Regions from separate parts of the Mus musculus genome. Here region 1 is linked to region 2. The links are chromatin loops, found by intact Hi-C in ENCODE. Cell type or tissue: heart. All regions are shown on one strand. Region 1 overlaps Mical3 (microtubule associated monooxygenase, calponin and LIM domain containing 3). Region 2 overlaps Bid (BH3 interacting domain death agonist).

Region 1 (5,000 bases), 57 kb after region 2:
TGATGACATGCGCTCCGGCCAATGGAAGAGTGACTGTCTCCTCCTCTTTCTGTGACACAACTAAAGAAGGTTCTACTGTGACAGCTGCATGCACGTATGACAGTTAGTGAGGACGCGGCTGCAGGCCCAGCAGGGCTGTCCAAGTGGTTAATCACAGACAGGCATGCAAGGAGGGCCAGACAGTGGGAATGAGACACTACCTTTGATGAACAGGCTCTCCTGAATGCCAAGGCGTGTGGTACATAAATCGACTTTTAAGGGGATTGGCAACGGAAAACAAAACAGAACAGTAATGATAATGATGATTAAAAAAATGAAAACAGAAATGGAACAAAATCAGTTAGAGGTTTAAAACAAACACCAGACAATCACATGATCGTGTCCCACAATGCCACACAAGACTACACAAGAAGGGACCCTGGACGATGAGTCTCAGTGAACTCCACTGTCAGAGTTGGGGTTGACTTTTCTATTCGCAGAACAGCAGACCCTGGAGCCCCTTGTGTCTGTTCCTTGTTGGATCCCAGTTTGTCGAAATGTGTGGTGACTTGGCCCTCCTCAGCCACGGCAGCCCCTTCCTTCCTCTCTGTTCCTGCCACTGAACACTTAGCATGGAATGGAAGACATGTCCTGACACTGGGCAAACCTGCTTTTTCAGAACTAGACCCAGTGAAGGGAACCAAACCAGCACAAATCACGGTTTTTTAGAGGAAGTACCAGTGTTTGGGCAACCATTGAAACCTCTCCAGTTCACACACTGACCAGAGTTGCTCAAAGCCTTGGCCGGTTTCCTTTGCTTTTGTGGTCTTCTCATGGGTCACATAAAGTGCCTAAAGGTCCCTGTGGATGCAGGCAATCGGAATCTGGTGGCACCCAGGACAGGAGGACGCTAAGGGTGGCACATTGGGGGACCTGCACAGGATACCACATGCATGCTGGCTGGGCACACACTTGCTGCTTTTAGCTCTGAGCACGGGCATCATGCCTGCTCAGTTCCTCTCCCCTGCATAGCCGACTGTGAGTTAAGTCGTCATGCAGAACGGGCCAGTTTAAAAAGGTAAAGTACAGATGTGGTCCCCAGGGTCCTACACTGACACACTTCAAGAGCCATGCCGACACCTGTCTGCAAGGGATCCACAGCAGCCCCTTATTAATGCACTCCCTGCTGCGACTGGTGCCAACCTGGCAGTGGCAGTGACAGGGAAGACAAGCATGACACACTCTGGGTCACCTGGGAAAGTAGGGTCAAGAGCATGGCTCGCTGGCAATGGAACTGTGTCAGGGCTACCAAGCAGGATAAGGGGGCTCGTAGAGGGCAGGACAGACCCTAGTGGGCCTCAGTGGTGAAGGAGTAGTTGGGCAGGCTGCTCATAAGAACCAGATGGAAGCAAAAGGAAGTTACTTCTTGTTGTCAGGGCTTTAGATGGCTAGGAAAACCTAGATTGGGCTGGAGAGATAAGCCTGTTCGTAAAATACATGTTTTGCAAGCATGAAGACTTGAGAGTGAGCTATAAACCCCGTATAAAAAGCCAGGCTTGGTGGGGTGTGCCTGTAATCTTACAGCTAGGGAGGAGGTGGAAACAGGTGGATCCTGACCCCCAAGATTTGCTGTCCAGACAGCCAGTCTAGCCTACATGGTGAACTCTTTATCATACATACATACATACATACATACATACATACATACATACATACATACAAACAAGTAGACAGACACATGAGGAGTGACACTCAAGGTTGTTCTTTTAGCTTCTCACATGCATGTTAAATGCATGTGCTTGCACACACATGAATAGAAACATATAACCCCTAAATAATTTGATTTTGTATAATAAACATTTGAGTAAAATCAAGGTTTTGGTTTTCATTGTGCACGTGTCGCTATGGAAACTAAACCCAGGCACTTGTTTTCTCAAGTGCTGACTCAGGCCTTGGGTCTGTGAAACAGGAAGAAGCCTGGCTTCCTCCTATACCACACTGTGGCCAGAGGCTTCCTTCTCCAGGCAAGCTAAAGCCCAGATTCCTAAAACAGCAAGCCCGTGGAGATCTTATGTGACAGGTGGACTCCACAGGGACAAGATGACTCCTTGTGGTCACAGGGAATGCTGAAGACAAGCAGGACCAGGGCAGTGGCAAATGTGGGCCCCTTGCTCCTGATTCTTCTAATTTTGAGGGGTTTCAAACCCAGCAACACTGAAGGATGAAGCCAGTGGTGCCAGAACACCCTTTACCTCGACTTCCAGATGGTACAGTACCATGTGAGCCTGAGGGCACAGTCTTTACATAGCACCTTCTTTCACTGAGTTGTTTAGAGGTCAGAGACCCAGTCTCTAGAAGCTCCAGCATGGATTTCCTCCTCCACAGGAGAGACACATCTTCCCAATAGTCACAGGAGTGTCACCTACTAGCAACCTGACATCCATTTGACGATGGCATTTAAAAAATACGTATTGTGCTTGCATTCACCACTAGATGTCACAGAGGTTGCAAACCATTCTCTACAGTTTTGTGGATGCATTGTCTTGGCCTGTCCCCCACTGAGGTTCCATGTTTGCTCCCCTCTCCCTCCTTTTGTTTTCTTGAGACAGGATCTTGCTTGTATATATCCCCAGAACTCACTAGGTAGCCCAGGCTGGCCCTGAACTTGTGCAATCCTGCCTCTGCCTCCAGACTGTTAGGGTCGCATGGAGTCACCACACCCAGTAGGTTCCATATTTTAATACCCTGTCCTGCCCTCGTTCAGTGAGATACAACGCCATCCTAAGAGGCATGTTTGCCACTGCCTCTGGTCCTCAGCATTCCCTATGTGACCACCAAGGAATGATCCTGTCCCCGTGGAATACACCCAGTACATAAGGCGTCCAGGCCCTTGCTGTTCTAGGAATCTGTGACTGGCTTGTTCACACTGCTAGGAAATAAGTTCCTCTGCTCTTCCTGGCTATGGTCACTGGGTGGTTATACCAGCATGATGGATCCTGCATAGCCAACTGGGAGCATCTGGCACTCCCCACTGTGGTAAGATGATTCATTACCTCATGGAGAAGCAGTGTGACCTGACCACAAAGGCACACAGAGATAGAAGATTTGACCACTGTGACTGACACAAACTGTCTTCACATGAGCACACTCACCATGGAAGCAAAGGGGACTTTGGGCCACACGATCCTTTACTCGGGCTCCTTCAGGCTTCCTAAGACAGTACCTGAGCCCAGTATAGGGATGGGCTTTGAACCTCATGTGCATGCACACACCCCACCTTTGTGCCAATGTCACTCACTGCCTGGAAGACCTCAGCAGGCACACCCAGTAGCAACACAGTGCACTGAGTCCCCATAAAGAGCACACAGTCCCAGTCCTACACTTGGAGTCCTGATGCAACAAACGAGGCCTGGGTGCAGGCGATGGAAGACGAGAGGTCTGTGGTTCTTGGTGACTAGGACAGCAGATAAAGAGCTATCATTATGCCCAGGGAGACGAGACAGATGAATGGAGAACAAGATAAGAATGAACTAATTTTTTCTAGTCTGTTGAGTTAAAAGAGGAACCGAGTCAGGCTGGAGGATGGGGCTGTAACAGGAAGACACCATCTCAGTGAAACACACACATATTAGGTGCAGAACTACCACAGCCTGCCCTGGTTGGTTTACAGTTCGAGGCTGTTGGCCGAGGGGGTGACTTAAGGCCAAGCCTTGAGAAGCCATGTCAAAAAGGTACATGAGGGGGTTGGTCCCTGAGAGACTGCCCATGCCCCAGTGGATAACCCATACACAAAACTTCTGATTAATGCTGCTTCAGGGTCAATTCTTAAACAAAGTTCTACTTAACAAATTGCCAGAGAGTGAGCATCACCAGGCCTTCCCCTGATGGAGCCACCTGGCCTACCCCCTCCATGCCTAGTGCCGTGTCCATACTTGCATGACTCAAGTAGTACTCCAAGTAGTACTCAGCTCTTCTCCCATTGGCCCTGACAGACTCTGCTCATGGTGTAAACGTTCAGGGAAGGCTGCTAACTGACAGTGTACCCTGGCTTCTTCAGACCGAGGCAATACCCCCAGCTGCTGATTTCAAAGGCCAGAGAAACCTCTCTGTGGTTTTTGCTGTTGACTGTGGGCTGGCACAGCACTCCAAAGTCTGCCTGCTATGAGACCAGAGAGAGCACTGGCTCCTCACCCTGGCTTCAGACTGCCATTCACAGCCTGCTATCCTACCAGAGAATGAATGGATGCTTCCCCACCCTCTCTCTGAAGGGGACTGGGCCCACCCACCTCTCGCTTGGACTTCTGGGAAGACCTCTCAAGGATGTCATCACTGGACAGGTCTGAGTCCTCTGAGAAACTCAGCTGGCGGCGGAGCTGCAGCTCTGTTGGGTGAAGGAAATCCAGGTGAAGATGGCAGCCTGTAACCCCATGAACCCATATTGCAGGAAGTCAGCCACGGGTGGGTCTCTAAAAGATCCTCTTAAGGAAATAGGAGATTATCCCCAAAGGTGATGGGCCTAACACCAAATAAATGACACCCTAGACACCTGCTCAAGACCCCTTGGCAGGACTCTCTGCTCCACTCAAAATCAGGCTCATGTATGGGGACATGCGACTCTGAGAGGATTACCAACGGGAGTCCACCCTACTGGGTCCCAAGTTGGTATCTGCCTCGGTTCATGCAGTGGATCAGGCTGAGTTGGGTGTGGCTTGTTCCCTCTCCTAAGAACCCCTGTGGGAGCAGCCCAGGAAAGTGGATCTTTGTGAGCTGACTGTCCAGGGAGGCACTCCTCACAACCGTCCTGTGAGCATCCTTTGGCCATCCTTACCTGCTCTCACCATTGGAGACGCCCTGCGCTGGCCGGAGTCCACCGTGGCGCCACTGGACGGCGTGCTGGAACACGATTTCTCGTCGCTCTTTTTCTTCTTGTCCTTCTTGTACCCAGAGAAGACAGATTTCCACAGGGACTTGGGCTTGGCTACCACATCTTCTGGGAGGCCTGGGCTGGGTTTCTCGGGGGG
Region 2 (5,000 bases):
AGGCCTTTAATCCCAGCACTTGGGAGGCAGAGGCAGGCGGATTTCTGAGTTCAAGGCCAGCCTGGTCTACAAAGTGAGTTCCAGGACAGCCAGGGCTATACAGAGAAACCCTGCCTCAAAAAAAAAACAAAAAAACAAAAAACAAAAAAACAAGGTGGGGTGGAAAGTGAGCTTCAGGTTCTGTGGCTCACATTAAAGAATCTACCCCATAGGAGGAGCCCAAGGCTGTTGACAAATGTGTGTGTCTTTGACAGCCACTGGAGAGTGGCAGGTAGAGAGAGTGCCAGCAAAGACAGGCTGTATGTAGGCACAATGAATCTAGATGGTGAGGGCAGCCACGATTTCAGCTGCTGGAAGTCCTAAGAACAGAATCTTCTTCCTTGGGCAGGTACTTCACAGCCCCGGGGTTTGGTTTCTCTCTCTCCCCTCTCCCCACCACCCCTCCACCTCTGCTTTAGGAAGGACCCGGTGCTGAGGAACGAGCTTTGGGTCCTTCACCGTATACCCAGCAAGAGGTGGACTTGTATCGGTTTCCATGTGCTGATTCTAACCACACAGCCCAGCAGATGCTCACCCTGGGGGAACGACATGGAGTTCGCCACAAGAGAAGACTGAGTATCTGTACAGATCAGGTACTTCAGGGATCTTCCTGGAGGCCTGACTCCTAAGCTCTGTACTCTGACTAAATTCTTTGGAGAGACCATGCTGACGGGCAGTCAAGGACAGGGTTTACTTCCTGGGAAAGACTGGTTCGACAAGGAAAAATGTCCCACACTTCCGAAATGTCCCATAAGAGGGGCTCCCAGACCAGAGTCATACTTACTTCCTCCGACAGGCTGCCATTCATGAACTGTGCGGCTAGCTGTCTCACCAGTGTGGGCTGGATGTTGTGGTCCATCTCATCGCCTATTTGGGCGAGATGTCTGGCAATGTTGTGGATGATTTCTTCCTGACTTTCAGAATCTGTTTAGGCAACAAATACAAGACTCAGCAATGGTTCTGTCAACAGCTTCAGGCCACTTCCTACCTCCGCACCTGCCCTAGTGAGGACCATGAGTGCCGCCCCTCCCCGGGTGCAGGGAAGGCCTGGGTAGCAGAACCTGGCTGGAGAAGCAGGCCTGTCCCAGATTATATGCTTGCTGCTGCGGGGGCTGGGGGGTTGGGGGTGCTCCTGTCCTGTGTCCTGCCTGTGTCACTGCTGCTTTAATGCAGTGGGCAACTGCTTCAGCATTCAGCGGTACTCCAGGCCCTCCCTCAGTCCATGCCTGTCACATGGTCACCACATTGCTCTCCTCAAGGCCTCTCTGGTGCTCACTGCTTCTGCTTAGGTGACAGTAACTGCATGGCTTCCGGTTCCCTGTGATTTAAATCCACTACTCGCCGAGTGTTCTAGGCAGACTCAGCTGCTCACTGGCTTGCTGAAGCCACTACTTTGCCCTGCTCCCAATCTGCAGCCGATCGATCGTCTGCAAAGCCTCGTCATCCCCAGTCTCGTGACTTAAGCCAGGCTTTGAAGTCTGGCATGGACTGATGCAGAAAGAAGCGGGTATGGCACAGAGTGACAGACACCTGCGCACAGCCAGAGCCTCCTCCCGCTGCCCTGAACTTCCTGAGCCTTTCCTGGACTGCCTGGCGCTTCTCTTCAGTTTTGGCCTGGCTGGCTGGCTCACTGGTGGGCTTCGGAGACAAGGCTATGGTAAAACCCAGCTTGTAGAGAATACCTGTCACATCCCAGCCTACTCAAGATACCACTTCAGGGCATTTGAAAAATGAACCACATTTGGCAGAAGCAGGCAGAGTTCTGGGAGTTCATGATTAGCCTGGTCAACACAACAAATTTCAGGCTAGGCAGGGTAAGGCCCTGTCTCAAAAGAAATAAACTAGCCAGAGGGGGGTAGGGAAGCCAAACTAGCTGCTGGTCTCCCTTGCAACCACTAGAGGGCAGTGAAGCCTCTGTGTCCAAGATCGGGGGCAGCAGTGCTTAGAGTCCTGAAGTATCCTGACCTGAGTTTGATCCCAGGACACACATGGTGGAAGGAAAACAGCCAGCTCTGACTCCATACATATGCTAGGGCATGTGCATACCCCATACTCAGACAGACAGACAGACAGACAGACAAGCATTTTAAAAAAAATCATGCAGCTCCAGAACGTGCTGGAGGAGCAGAGCCCGAGCCAGGCCTGTACACTCTGAAGAACTTCTCAGTGATGCCCACCTGCATGCTGCCCACAGCGCTCTGAGCACTCGCTGCACCTCAGCCTTTAGGGAGGTCTCCTCAGTTGCTGTAAACACAGCATGGGGACAGGGGACAGGGGACAGGTGAAGGCTAGGAGCAGCCGAGTGACACAGGCTTAGCAGGAGGTGACTGCACTGATGAAGGAGCAGCTTGGTTGAGCCTTGCTCCTGCTGCATGGGCAGTTTGATCTGAGGTCAGCCATTTCTCTGCTGTGCCTCAGTTTCCTTATCTGGAAATGAGGGTCAGGATACTTCAATACTCGGTCATCTCTTTAGGTAATAGCAAGTCACATATGTTAAAGTTTCATTTAGGAGGCAAAATGACTCTAACGGCAGGAGTTTTCACTGGATTGAAAGTTCAGCTAGCCTACACAAATGAGGTGCTGTGTGGCTATTGAAGGATGCTTACCTGGCAGCCATGACCAGACTAGCAATGTCCCAGACCTCCCAGATCTGAATGGCAGGACGAAGGACTCTGCCTTGCTACTTTCCAAAACTCCACAAGCTGAAGCTGATGGCACTTCTGGGTTATAACATCTTGACCAGCATGGTGGCTTGAACATGCTTGGCCCAGATAGTGGCACTGATAGGAAGTGTGTCCTTGTTGGAAGAAGTGTGGGTGTGGGCTTTCAGACCCTCCTCCTAGCAGCCCGGAAGATGACAGCTGGATCAAGATGCAGAGCTCTCAGCTCTTCCTCCAGCACCATCCTACCTGGACGCTGCCATGCTTCCTGCCATGATGTTAATGGACTGACCTTCTGAACTTGTAAGCCAGCCTCAACCCAATTTGTCCTTTATAAGAATTGCCTTGGGCTGGGCGTGGTGGCGCACACCTTTAATCCCAGCACTAGGGAGGCAGAAGCAGGACCAATCATCATTATAGTTTTTTATTTCAAATGTACCTCATCCCCTCTCTTGACTCCTCTTTTCTGAATGACTTGATAGTTGCAGGAAAGAACTAAGAAATAAAAAAAAATAATAAAATAAAAAACCTAGCCAGCACATGGGAGGCAGAGGCAGGCGGATCTCTGAGTTCGAGGCCAGCCTGGTCTACAGAGTGAGTTCCAGGATAGCCAGGGCTACACAGAGACACCCTGTCTCGAAGCCCCCTCCCCCTCAAAAAACAGTTGCCTTGGTCATGGTGTCTTTTCACAGCAATGAAGCCTAAACTAGACAATCAATTTCCATACTTTGGCTGTACTATAACTGTTTGGGACATATGTTTTAAAAACCATGTTTTAAATATTGGTCCAGAGAGGATCCTCAGGTCCAGACCTGAAGAGAACTCAGGACTCATCAGAAGGAAGAACTTTCTAATTAGTTGTCCTGATACAGGCGATGTCATATGAACTGGACATTACTGGGGGCAGTCACATGCAGATCATAAGACAGGAGTCACATGACATGCACACACACACCAGCCTGACAATGTAAGGTTAGAGACTGAGCTCCAAAAGCCCTTGTAGCTTTTGGGGGTCAGTAAAGGCTACATTTGGGATGAGGTGGACAAGGCCAGGACCTACCTGGCTCTATTCTTCCTTGGTTGAAGGAGCGGCTGGCCTGGCTGCCATCTGTCTGCAGCTCGTCTTCGAGGTCTGCCTCCCAGTAAGCTTGCACAGGCAGTTCCCGACCCAGCACCTCCAGCTCTTGGCGAGTACAGCCAGAGCTTTGGAGAAAGCCGAACACCAGCAGGTCTGTGATGTGCTCGGCCCCCAGGCCGGAACCGTTGCTGACCTAAGGTGGAAGGGGAGTCAGGAAGGCTCACGGGAGCCTGGGTCAGAGCACAGTTGGACCCGAGTCACAATGGCCTGTGACAACCAATAACTCGGAGGATCTAAATGCCCTAGTGAGAGGCCCAGGGGCAGAGAAACAGGCTGTGGTGTGCTTGCCAAACAGAAGACACCAAGGGGCTATCGAGCCACCTTCTACAGATCCCCTCCTGAAGACACCCACTGGGGAAGCTGCTTCGAGGGAAGGTCTCAGGGACACTGGGGTGGCAGGCAAATGTCATTACTTCAGTTCCATCCATGTTTCCGTTCAGGGCTGAGCCTGACTGTACGGGCTGTGCTCCTAGCAGCAAGCGGTTCCTCTTTCCCCTCACTCCCTCATGAGCAGACACAGGATGCCTGATAAACTCTAGGAAGCAGGGACCCAGGTCCGACTCTGCCTGTGCCTTTCAGGGGGACATGTGCACTATCAGAGGCAGCAGGGAGGGTCTTGCTCACCGGCCTCTCTGCCAGTTCTATGGTGTGTACAAAAGCAGCCCTGGGTAGGAGCACTATGAAGGAGCACTTAGCGCCAGGCGTGGTGGCGCACGCCTTTAATCCCAGCACTCGGGAGGCAGAGGCAGAGGCAGGCGGATTTCTGAGTTCGAAGCCAGCCTGGTCTACACAGTGAGTTCCAGGACAGCCAGGGCTATACAGAGAAATCCTGTCTCGAAAAAAACAAAAAACAAAAAAAAGGAGGAGCACTCAGCAACGCCTGTTCCATGAGTCCCTGTAGTACAAAAAAACGTAGTAGCAAAACCTGCTTCACTTAATGTCCCTCAACTGTGTGCATAACAGTTGTCATAAAGTCAGAAACATCTACAATAAGATACAAGTTCTGATGTGGGGCAAGGATGTCAAATGCCAAGATGTAAGAGAAAATGTCAGCATTTCACTTTCTTCTGTGCCTCAGCTTTCCTGCTCCAAGGTAGAAGAAGGGGACAGCAGCAAGTCTACCGTTGTCCAGGAGGGGCCCACTCTCAAGAGGCCCTGCAGGA

Evidence for each region. Peaks named below come from ENCODE experiments on the same cell type or tissue, not always from the same donor. Only the 100,000 strongest peaks of a DNase experiment are listed, where the experiment ranks them.
Region 1: it touches region 2 in a loop (3-fold over the local background); 9 of 42 quality-filtered maps call a loop at or near these places.

The regions. Positions count from the first base shown.
Region 1 is chr6:120,953,434-120,958,433 of GRCm38, forward strand. It overlaps Mical3 (microtubule associated monooxygenase, calponin and LIM domain containing 3), which reads right to left. Exons shown (of 32, transcript NM_001270475.1): 26 at 4,808-5,000; 27 at 4,266-4,360. Among named protein-coding and RNA genes, the nearest start is that of Gm43915, 2.9 kb to the right of the region's middle. In heart, no CTCF peak of the experiment used is centred here; DNase peaks (open chromatin) are centred at 2,048 and 3,601.
Region 2 is chr6:120,896,397-120,901,396 of GRCm38, forward strand. It overlaps Bid (BH3 interacting domain death agonist), which reads right to left. Exons shown (of 6, transcript NM_007544.4): 3 at 3,760-3,970; 4 at 824-963. Among named protein-coding and RNA genes, the nearest start is that of Bid, 18 kb to the right of the region's middle. In heart, a CTCF peak has its summit at 1,919 (motif pointing right); a DNase peak (open chromatin) is centred at 1,935.